Linked DNA regions of Homo sapiens: region 2 is linked to region 1. The links are chromatin contacts, found by Hi-C or POLR2A ChIA-PET in ENCODE. All regions are on one chromosome and are shown on one strand. Each heading gives the region's core, a stretch centred on a gene start or an enhancer-like site at or near the end of the contact. The rest is flanking DNA. Distances are from core to core; before and after follow the strand shown. Region 1 has its middle 67 kb from the start of EVX1-AS. Region 2 has its middle 180 kb from the start of EVX1-AS.

Region 1 (4,961 bases), core at 856-3,355:
GACAAACATGGAGAAACCCCATGTCTACAAAAAATACAAAATTAGCTGGGTGTGGTGGCGCATGCCTGTACTCCAGCCTGGGCAACAAGAGCAAAACTCAGTCTCAAAAGAAAAAAAAAAAATTATAGAGCAATTACTAGGTAGCCACAAATGGGAAAACAGTAACAAGGAGACAAAAAGGATAGGAAACTCCAGGATTTTTCTAGAGTCTCTGATCACTGACTGAGTCAACAGAGATGGGAGACTTGAAGTCTGCATTCTGCTCTCTACCTCTGCAGAGACACCAATCCCTCTTTTTCCTTGAAAAGGAAAGAAAACCACCTCCCTCTTCATTACTTCGATTTGCTTCCATCTTTCCCATTTCTTTTTGACCTGACCCCCACAACCTGAGGTTTAGTTATCAACAAGATAATATTCTGTTTTTGATTTTTTCTCCATTCTTTTTTTTTGAGACAGAGTCTGACTGTCACCCAGGCTGGAGTGCAGTGGCGCGATCTCAGCTCACTGCAACCTCCACCTCCTGGGTTCAAGCAATTCTCCTGCCTCAGCCTCCTAAGTAGCTGGTATTACAGGCACATACCACCACACTCAGCTAATTTTTGTATTTTTAGTGGAGACTGGATTTCACCATATTGGTCAGGCTGGTCTCAAACTTCTGACCTCGTGATTCTCCCGCCTTAGCCTCCCAAAGTGCTGGGGTTACAGGCATGAGCCACAGTGCCCGGCCCTCCATTCTTAACTAAGAACAGAATAGAGCCCCAACAATGGTAGTTTCTGCAATTTTTGTGAAGCTATGCTTTGTAATGAGGCTAGAGATGGTGGAGAGGAGGAATGAAGGACCTTTCAAATACTGCTGTGCATGATAAGAGGAAGTATGAGCACTGTTGTAAAGAAGTAGCCTTGTGAACTGTCAATCTAAATAACAAACAGAGGGCATTGCAATTCCCCCTTGCAATGTCCTCCTCCTGAATAAGTATCTTTAGAATAGGGTGTTACAAAAATCATATTTACTCGGAAATAGGGCATTGCAATGGGAATATGTGTGCCATAGTAAACTACGTGCGTATTCAAGGAGGTAAGATAAGATAAAAGGTTTTAAAGGAAAAATGAAGAGGATTACATAATTGTTTTGAAATGATTATTTTTGGCTACAAGGATCAACAACGAGGGTGATGTCAGTCCGACACTGGATAGGCAGTTACTGGGTAGATGTCCTCGCAGTAGCTCTTACTGACATTTTGGGCTGGACAATTCTTTGTTGTGGGGGCTGTCCTGTGGAATGTAGAATGTTTAGCAGGATCCTGTCCTCTCTCTACCCGCTGGATGCCAGTAGCATCCTCTGCAGTCATGACAATCAAACATGTTTTCAGTCATCTCTGGTTGCCCCTTAAAGGGCAAAATTGTCCTCAGTTGAGAGCCACCACCAAAGCTGTTCCCTCTGCCTGACACACTCTTCCCCTAAAGATTCATATTTCCACCCCATCACCTCCCACAAATCACTGCAGATCTAACCGTGATGAGCCTCCTCTATCACCTTTTTTAATTACTGCAAACTGTTCCTCTCCTAACTCCTAGCCCCCTTACCCTTCTCTACTTTTTTATTTTTATGATCATCTAATGTACTTATTTTTATGTGTTTACACTTGTTGTCTTTCACTACAATGTAAGCTCCTTAAGGGATCAATTTTCTTTGCTCATATTTCCTATAGCACCTAGAGCATTTCCTCACACATGGTTAAACAGTAATAAAAATACATACGCAAAAGATATAGATGAAAAGTCCAGCTCTTACTCCTGATCTCTGTCCTCCTAGTTCTTCACTCCCAAATCAAGTAACTGCTTTTATCAGTTATTAGTGTATCCTTTCAGAGTTTTTTATGCAAAATCAAGCAAGTAGGAACATATATTTCTATTCCTAATTTTTAAAACCAAAAGTTGGCACATTTAGACACCATTCAGCACCTTCCTTTTTTTCATTTAAGCTTATACGCATTATGAGAATAGTTTTTCTGTCTAGAAAGATTTTTGCCTTCCTGTTTGAACCTTTCCTGTGGTTGAAACTTGGAGATCCGCAGCCTAGTAAATACTGGCCTGACTTTCCTGTCCTTTCACCAGGAGAAAAGTTGATTTTCCCGTTAAACTTGAATTCAGATTTCAGCCAGACCCCAGCCAGTCAGCAGGTCTGCCTGCCTTGTTTCCTGTATGAGAGCTATTCATTGACTCAAGTCCATATGTCATTTGATTATTTTGGATTATGTGACAAGCTTTTTAAATTTTCTTTTTGATATAAATTAAATTGGTTGCCTCTAGGACAGGGCTGAGGATTGGTAGTTCTTGGAAATCAGCCAGCCTGTGAGTGTAGGGGGATCCCTGGGGATGCAGACAGTGTTAACCTGGACCCTTTGAATAAGAATTCCCCAGGGTGTTCTGGACAGCCTTTCCAGCAGGAGCTGCAGGAGGGGACCCAGGCGGGCGCAGCTCCTCACACACCCTCCACTGCCCTGGAGGTGACCTAGATGTTTATTGAGAAATGGCTCCTCTGGATTTCTGTGCAGAGGGAGAAAGGCTTTTTCTGCCTCGTTTTTACATACGGTGGTCCTCCACCTACCATGAAAGGCAAAAACTGGGAGGCCCAGGGAGATAGCTAGTTGCTTGAGGAGTCCAAATGTACCAAAGGTCCAAGATGAAAAATCTGGCCTGGGGCCAGTGGTGTGACTCTGTGATGAGCATTTTATTCTGCAGCCGCAAATGAATGGTGTATGTTTGAAAATGAAGTACTTAGTGATTATTACTTGAGAGGTCTTAAAACATTTAGCTCTCAACTTATCAGGCCTCCATGTATGACATTTCACATTAGCCAAAACGGATGGAATTTTTAAAGACCTAAAAGATAAAATACGCAACAACTTTCGAAATTGTAACAGAGAATTAGAATGACAGATCACTACTGGTTAAAAAAAGCTATTATCTTGGGTGTACATACAAAAGACCCTCTTCTCGTTTGGGAGGGACATGTTCAGGTCACTATAGTCAAACATTATTTTTCTCTCTTTAGTTCCAGAAAGGCTAACAAGAAGTTGCGGCAGACAAAAAGAACAGCTGGATCATGCATCTTTCAAATGGGAAAAACTTATACCCTTAATCACAGATGAACCCGTGAGGAAATACTTTAGAAAAGATTGAACTCATCCTTTCATAGAATATGCAATCTAATCAGCACTCTGAGAAAAGCAGAGAGGAAGGATTAGAAATAATAGTCTGTGTTTATTTTTGTCTGGGATCTATGGAAATGTAGGTTTATGACTTGACTTGAGCTCTCACAGTTAAAATATATGGCGTATAGAATAGTACTTGCTGCCAGGTCTAGCCCGGCCTCATTCGATTTCACAAGGTAAGTGGCAGGCTGAGTATCCACTGGAATTAGCTATGGTTTGCTGGGAAAAGAAATATCTATTAGTTTAGGTCTTCTTTGCTTTTTTATTTTAAAATATACATTAAATACATTTCAGGATACATTAAAACATATACATGAAGTAAACTAGTAATGTTTATTTCAAAGTCAAAAACAATATTCTATTTCTTTTTTCTTTTTTTTTTTTTTTTTGAGACAGAGTCTCGCTCTGTCACCAAGGCTGGAGTGCAGTGGCTTGATCTCGGCTCACTGCAACCTCTGCCTCCCAGGTTCAAGCAATTCTCCTACCTCAGCTTCCCGAGTAGCTGGGACTACAGGCACGTGCCACCATGCCCCGCTAATTTTTTGTATTTTTAGTAGAGATGGGGTTTCATCATGTTGGCCAGGCTGGTCTTAAACTCTTGACCTCGTGATTCGCCCACCTTGGCCTCCCAAAGTGCTGGGATTACAGGTGTAAGCCACTGCGCCCGGCCTCTATTTCTTTTTTGCAGTTTGATCTCAGATATTCTGTAGTGTGTTTTGGGTAGGGGGAAATCTAGGTTGTTTTCTTTTTCCTTTTTTAGAGACAGGGTCTCAGGGTCTCACTCTGTTGCCCAGGCTGGGGTGCAGTGGTGCCATCATAGCTCACTGCAGACTTGAACTCCAGGGTTCAAGGAATCCTTCCTGCCTCAGACTCCCAAGTAGTTGGGAATACAGGTGCACACCACCATGCCCAGCTAATTAAAAAAAAATTATTTGTAGAGACAGCGTTGCCCAGACTGGTCTCAAACTCCTGCCTCAAGCAATCCTCTCGCCTCAGCCTCCCCAGTGGCTGAGATTACAGGCTTGAGCCACCATGCCAGGCTAGGTACTTTTTTAAAAACAGCTTTTTGAGATATGATTCTTATACAGCTCACCCACTGAAAGTGCACAGTTCAATGGTTTTTAGTATTTTCAGAGTTGTGCAACCATCACCAAAATCTAATTTTAGAACATGTTCATCAGCCCAAAAGGAAATGTCATGCTATTGAGCAATTACCCCCCATTTCGCCTACTCCCCCAATCCTTGGCAACCATGAATTTAGTTTCTAACTCTGTGATTTGCCTATTCTAGATATTTCAGATAAATGGAGTCATGCAATATATGGTATTTTGTGTCTGGCTTCTTCCACTTAGCATGTTTTCAAGGTTCATTATGTTGTATTATGTGTCAGTACTTTATGCCATTTGATGGTTGTCTAACGTTCCACTGTGTGAATAACTGCACTTTGTTTATCCATTCATCATATGATGAACATTTGGGTCGTTTACACTTTTTGCCTATTGGGAAAAAATGCTGCTAGGAATACTTTTGTGCAAGTTTTAGTGTGGATATTTGTTTTCATGTGTTTGGGTATATACCTGAGTGGAAATGCTATCTCATATGGTAACTGTAGGTTTAGCATTTTGAGAAGCTGCCAAACCATTCTCTGCTTTTTAAAATTTTTTATTTTTTTGGAGATGGGGTCTTGCTCTGTCACCCAGGCTGGAGTGCAATGGTGTGATCATGGCTCATTGCAGCCTCAACCTC
Region 2 (5,256 bases), core at 341-2,840, 110 kb after region 1:
AAGAGTGTCCACTAATCATGCAGGAGAATAGATCAAGTTCAGACAGAGCGTCCCCATCTACGATAACCATTACTATATACTAACAATGAAGAAAATAAAACAGCTCTGGAAAGCAAGGTGAGTCATCGTCAGCCGACCAGAAGCTGTGAACACCTGAACGTTTGCCAGTGTGGGCGTAGAGGAGCTGTTTGTGCTCATCAGTCCCTGGTTTAGGGCCTGGTACATGGTAGCTTCCCAGTAAACTCTTGTGGATGAATTAATGATTAGTGGCCAAATGTGAACGTAAGAAGCAGGGAGATGGAGGAGCACTCATCTGTTTGATGTGGCTGTGCTCTGCCAGCGTGCCTGTGCAAGTGTGTGTAAGACAGCTGGACCCTGCAGTGGAGTCTTTGCCGGCTTCTGGCTCCGGCAGAGCCTAGTGTAACTGCGCTTTCTGTCGGGTGGTCAGTTGAGTAGACTGGGTCATTTGCTAGCCTGCGATTGTAATATTTGCAAGTGCTGTGATGGTAAGGAACATCAGAACTTCAAAGATTACTTTTGTCAGGAATGTGTAGGAAGCAACATGGTTTTGTGGTCCCCAGTCACTTTGTGACTACGGCATTGTGGTCTTCAGACTTCACCTGTCTTGACTGATTAATTAAAGTTGGGGGTGGGACTGCTCCCAGCCTCTCACCATTTCCCAAGTGCACGCGCACGCGCGCGCGCGCACACACACACACACAGAGGTACATGCAACATATTTGTCATAAAACTTCATGCAGTCATTAAATAATACATACTGGACTTTTATGTGCCAGAGATCATGCAAGGGACCAGGAAAACCGCACAGAACACATAGCACTTGCCATGTGATGGCAAAGTATGGTCAAGTGCAGAGAGGAGAGGAAGACTCCTGAAGGCTGACATAATCAAGGAGAACTTCCCAGAGGAGGTGGGGATTGATCTAGGGAGAAATTAGATAGACAAAGAGATGAAAGTAGGGTACTTCATTGCACTTGTCATATTGACCTAGACTTAAAGCTTCAGGGAGAAAGTTTTCCAAATTAGGAGTTTTAATTTCCTTAAGGAAGTAACTGGCCTTGTTTTATCTTGTTTACACATGTCCCGGAGGTGCCTTGCCCGCAGGCAGCAGGAAAGGGTTCCTGGTAACTCCCTGTCTGACCTGAGCCAGAGGCTTGTCTCCCTCTCTGGCCTTGCTTTTTCTTCCTTAAACAGGGAAAAAATGATATTGACCTACCGTTGTGAGGGAAAACTGATACAAAATATGACAACACACTTCAGAGAGTGAGGTGCTCTTAGAAAAAAGAAAAGCCTAACGATAAGTATGCTGAGACACAGAAAACAATGGGTGGGAATAGAAAATTGGACTAAAATCATAGAAAGAGGTTTTAAAGATTTTCTCACTTCAGCATTTACAACACTCTATTATTGACTGTAGATTTTTTTCTTGCACTTGATTAGTCAGAAACCAGGCGAACACTCTCTAAAATCCTTGTACAGGTCAGACACTAGCAGAGTCCATATTCCTAAGGACCGAGCTGTTGAGCCACTCCCATGTTTGATTACTTCCCTTTTAGTTTTCATGCACACTCAGCTTGCACTATGTTTATTTGCCCTTGAAAGTATGAAGTCATTTTGTTTGTCTCTGGGGATTCCTCACACTCCCCACCCCTGTCACTGCCTTTGCCCCAAAATAGGTTCCTAACTTCCTGGGGGACGTGTTTAATGAGGATGTCTTGGCAAGAGAACTCCCTTAAGAGATCTTATAACATCAGAGCTGAGTCTGACTCCAGCCCCGATGAGATGTGGTCAGCTCACATGCCCAGTGGGTTCCAATTCCTCCCACCTTTCATGGTTCAGGATGGAGTTGAAACTCACCCTGGGAGTTCCCTGTACTCTTCTGGCTTGATTTATATAGCATAGAATAGTTTGTGTCTTTGAGTTTCCCCAGAAGTAGACCCAGAGACAAGGGTTCAAATGCAAATGATTTCTTTGGGCAGGGAAGGGAGTATCAGCAGGGGAGAGGGGAAACGGGACAGGGGAGGCAGCCAGTAAAAGGTGCGTGAGTAAGCCAGCTGCCCCAGTGGGCAGCTGGAGCCGAGTCTAGGAAATGGAGTAGGACATAGCCCATAATTAGACCTCCAGAGGTGAGCACACTGGGACATTTAGACACCAACTCCTGTCAGTCATTGGTTGAAGGCATTGAGGAGGGGTTGTTAATTCCGAGGAGAGGTGCTAGCAGCCGGAAGTCATCTGTCTTTTGGGGAGCACCCGGAAATGGTGGGGTCTGAGGGATGTGGATGGGACAGGAAGAGTATCTGTTAGGATTTGCATCATAACATTTATACTTTCTTGCCTAACGGTCCAAGTTCAGGGACATAGTAGCAGACTTATAGCACAATTACAAGCTTATAACATGATCGCAAATTTACACCAGGAGCCAGAGGATGACGAAAACAGCCCTTTGTTTCCCCTTTGGATCATTTATCACAGGAGACTGGGCCCACCCACTCAGACCCTGGAGGGGAGGCTTGTTTGTTGGTTTCATTCCTCTTGCTGATGATTGTGTCCACTTGGCCATATGTCCCGGTCTCAGCCAATGAAACCTGAGAGAAAGTTGAGGGTGGACGTGCGGGGAGTCTGGAAAACAGTGTTCTTGCTCGTAAGAGAGATACCTGGATGAGAGCATCTCTCTTTTTTGCTAGACGTCTTACAGTCGGGTTCTGATGCCTGGAACTTCTGCACCCACTTTGCCATCATGTGGGGTAATCACATCCAGAGGGCAGGATAATAGAAAGATGGAAAACAGGAAACCCTTGGGTCTTTGTGAGCCTCTGAGTTACAACCCTGGAGGCACCCGCCTTTGGACTTCTTGTTCTTTTAGTTCAAGACACTTTTGGTTGGGTTTCTTTCAGTTTAAGACACTTATATTCCTTGTGCCCAAAAGCATCCTAAATGATACAATGTCAGGTAACCGCGTGACTAGTGAGGAGAACCCCTACCATATATGAAAGCAAGTGAGTGTGGGACTGCATGGATAGAGTGAGTCAGGCTGGACGCCTGCTCCCAGCTTGTGTGTAGCTGTTTCAGTCAGCTTGGACTGCCACAGCATAATATCACAGACTGGGTGGCTTAAACAACGGTAACTTATTTTCCTATAGTTCTGGAGGCTGGAAGTCCATGCTCAGCATGTCAGCAGGGCAGGTTTCTGGTCAGGCCTCTCTTCCTGGATTTCAGAGGGCCACCTTCTCCCTGTGTCCTCACATGTCCTTTCCTCTGTGCCTGTACTCCTGCACAAAGCACTTCTGCATGACAGTGTGACGGTTGTCTTGACAAAAAGTACTGGTGTGATTGATGAAATTGGAGATAACAGTAATGGATATAATTTTTTAATATCCTATAATAAAATGTTGAAAGTATATTTTCCACATGACCAATGTATGATGTTTCAAAATTGTGTGTGGGTAAGTGATCTCATCAAAGTGAAAGAGATACCAATACATTGTAATGTAACAGAGTATGAAAAGTTCATTGATAATGGTTTTAGATTCCACATTGCAACTAACATTTAAGAAAGTGCTACTTGTCAAGTTTTGGTGTAATATCAAAGAAGAATTATCTGGAATTATCTGAAAAGCTAGTAATATGTAAGACCAGATTTTCTTTATATATGTCAACCAAAACAACAAAACATATTGCAACAGATTAAATTTAGAAGATAAGAAAATTGAACTCACCTCTACTTATTCAGACATCAAAGAGACTGGCAAAAATAAAAATTAATGTTACACTTCTCACTAATTTTTTTGTTTTAGAAACATTTTTCATAAAATTTTATTATTTCTGTTGATGTGAAATAGGTTTATTATTGTTATTTTGAAATGAATTAATAGATACATACTTTCTTAAATCTTAAGATATAGTATGGTAAATATTGATAAATATAGCCTAACTAAACAAAAGCTTTTCAGAGTTCATGATAATTTTTTAATCCAGTAAAGAGATCATGAGACTAAAAAGTTTGAGCATTTCTGACATAAATTAATGAAAACCGTCTGAATAGATAGCTCTGCCAGGGTTCTCAGTTGCAAACAACAGAAACCCCTCTAGCTAGCCAGTTCAAGCAGAAAAGAAATTTATTTAAGGATGTTAGCTCCCCAAAGCTAGATGTCTCCTCCAGCACCTTTCTGGAAAAATGGACTCCATCCTTCTTGCAGAGTTCTCTTCCACATCAGAGCCTCATGGGGGAACCTCCCACAGTCAGGGACACAGGCTCGGAGCTCCTAGAAAAGCAAGAGACTAGAAACGTAAGTTCTGACGGCATCTCGGGGAGGTGTGGGAATTTCACAATGTGTGAAATTCCCCAAACATAGGAAGGCTGTGCAAAAGATTGCTGGGCAGCTACAAATGTCCACTATAGTAATTACTAATAGTCCCATTTTTTTCAGAGCAAAACCAAGGTTGAGGTGAGAGCTGTAAGGGAAGGAAGAAGCCATCATTTAAACTCAATTACTGATGCTGGATCCACTTCTGAACCAATGCACAGAGCCCAGAAATTCTTTAAGCTCCAAGACAGCTTCACTGCAGTTCGTCCCATGGGGGTCTCAGAGATTCCAGGGCTCAGGGAGGAGGACAATGTATTTTTTAAATATATTTTTTGTTTTCCTTATGATAACAAAAGTGAACATGTAATTCTGATAAATAACCCTCATTACCCCATCATGCAGTGATAAACACTCATAACATTTTGATGTATTTCCCTCCAGATATTTTACATTTGTTATTTTAAACAAAAATGAGTTCATGCTGTACATGTTATTTTTAACCTTTGAGGCTTATATATCAGGATTATCTTTGCATGTTATTAAATATTAATATTTAATATTCTTAATTTAGTGACTGTATAGTAGTCTACTGAATGGAGGAACATAATTTATTAAATGATGATACATTGCTCTAGAAATATATCCCATAATACTTCTATTTCAGTGGCTCTCCGTTTTTCTTTTTTTTGAGACAGTCTCGCTTTGTCACCCAGGCTGGAGTGCAATGGCGTGATCTTTGCTCTCTGCAACCTCCGCTTCCCGGGTTCAAGCAATTCAGTTGTCCTGCCTCTATTTCCCAAGTAGCTGGGATTACAGGTGCCCACAACCACGCCCAGCTAATTTTTGTATTTTTAGTAGAGATGGGGTTTCACCATGTTGGCCAGGCTGGTCTCGAACTCCTGACCTAGGGTGATCCACCTGCCTTGGCCTC

The links. A loop is a pair of places that touch in the nucleus more often than their neighbours do. ChIA-PET counts read pairs that join two places held with the same protein, here RNA polymerase II (POLR2A).
Region 2: a loop to region 1 is called in a map of PC-9, with 2.1 times the contacts of the local background. The contact joins two enhancer-like sites. A Hi-C loop is called at or near these places in 1 of 168 maps with a recorded cell type or tissue (PC-9). POLR2A ChIA-PET finds 5 or more read pairs at or near these places in 1 of 52 experiments (OCI-LY7).

Annotation. Positions count from the first base shown.
Region 1 is chr7:27,312,171-27,317,131 of GRCh38, forward strand. No RefSeq gene overlaps it. Among named protein-coding and RNA genes, the nearest start is that of EVX1-AS, 67 kb to the left of the region's middle. Within about 2 kb of position 2,106, at least 2 of the 41 ENCODE cell types and tissues checked have a DNase peak (open chromatin) inside an H3K27ac peak, as active enhancers do; they include PC-9, where a contact is called at or near this core.
Region 2 is chr7:27,423,326-27,428,581 of GRCh38, forward strand. No RefSeq gene overlaps it. Among named protein-coding and RNA genes, the nearest start is that of EVX1-AS, 180 kb to the left of the region's middle. Within about 2 kb of position 1,591, at least 4 of the 41 ENCODE cell types and tissues checked have a DNase peak (open chromatin) inside an H3K27ac peak, as active enhancers do; they include PC-9, where a contact is called at or near this core.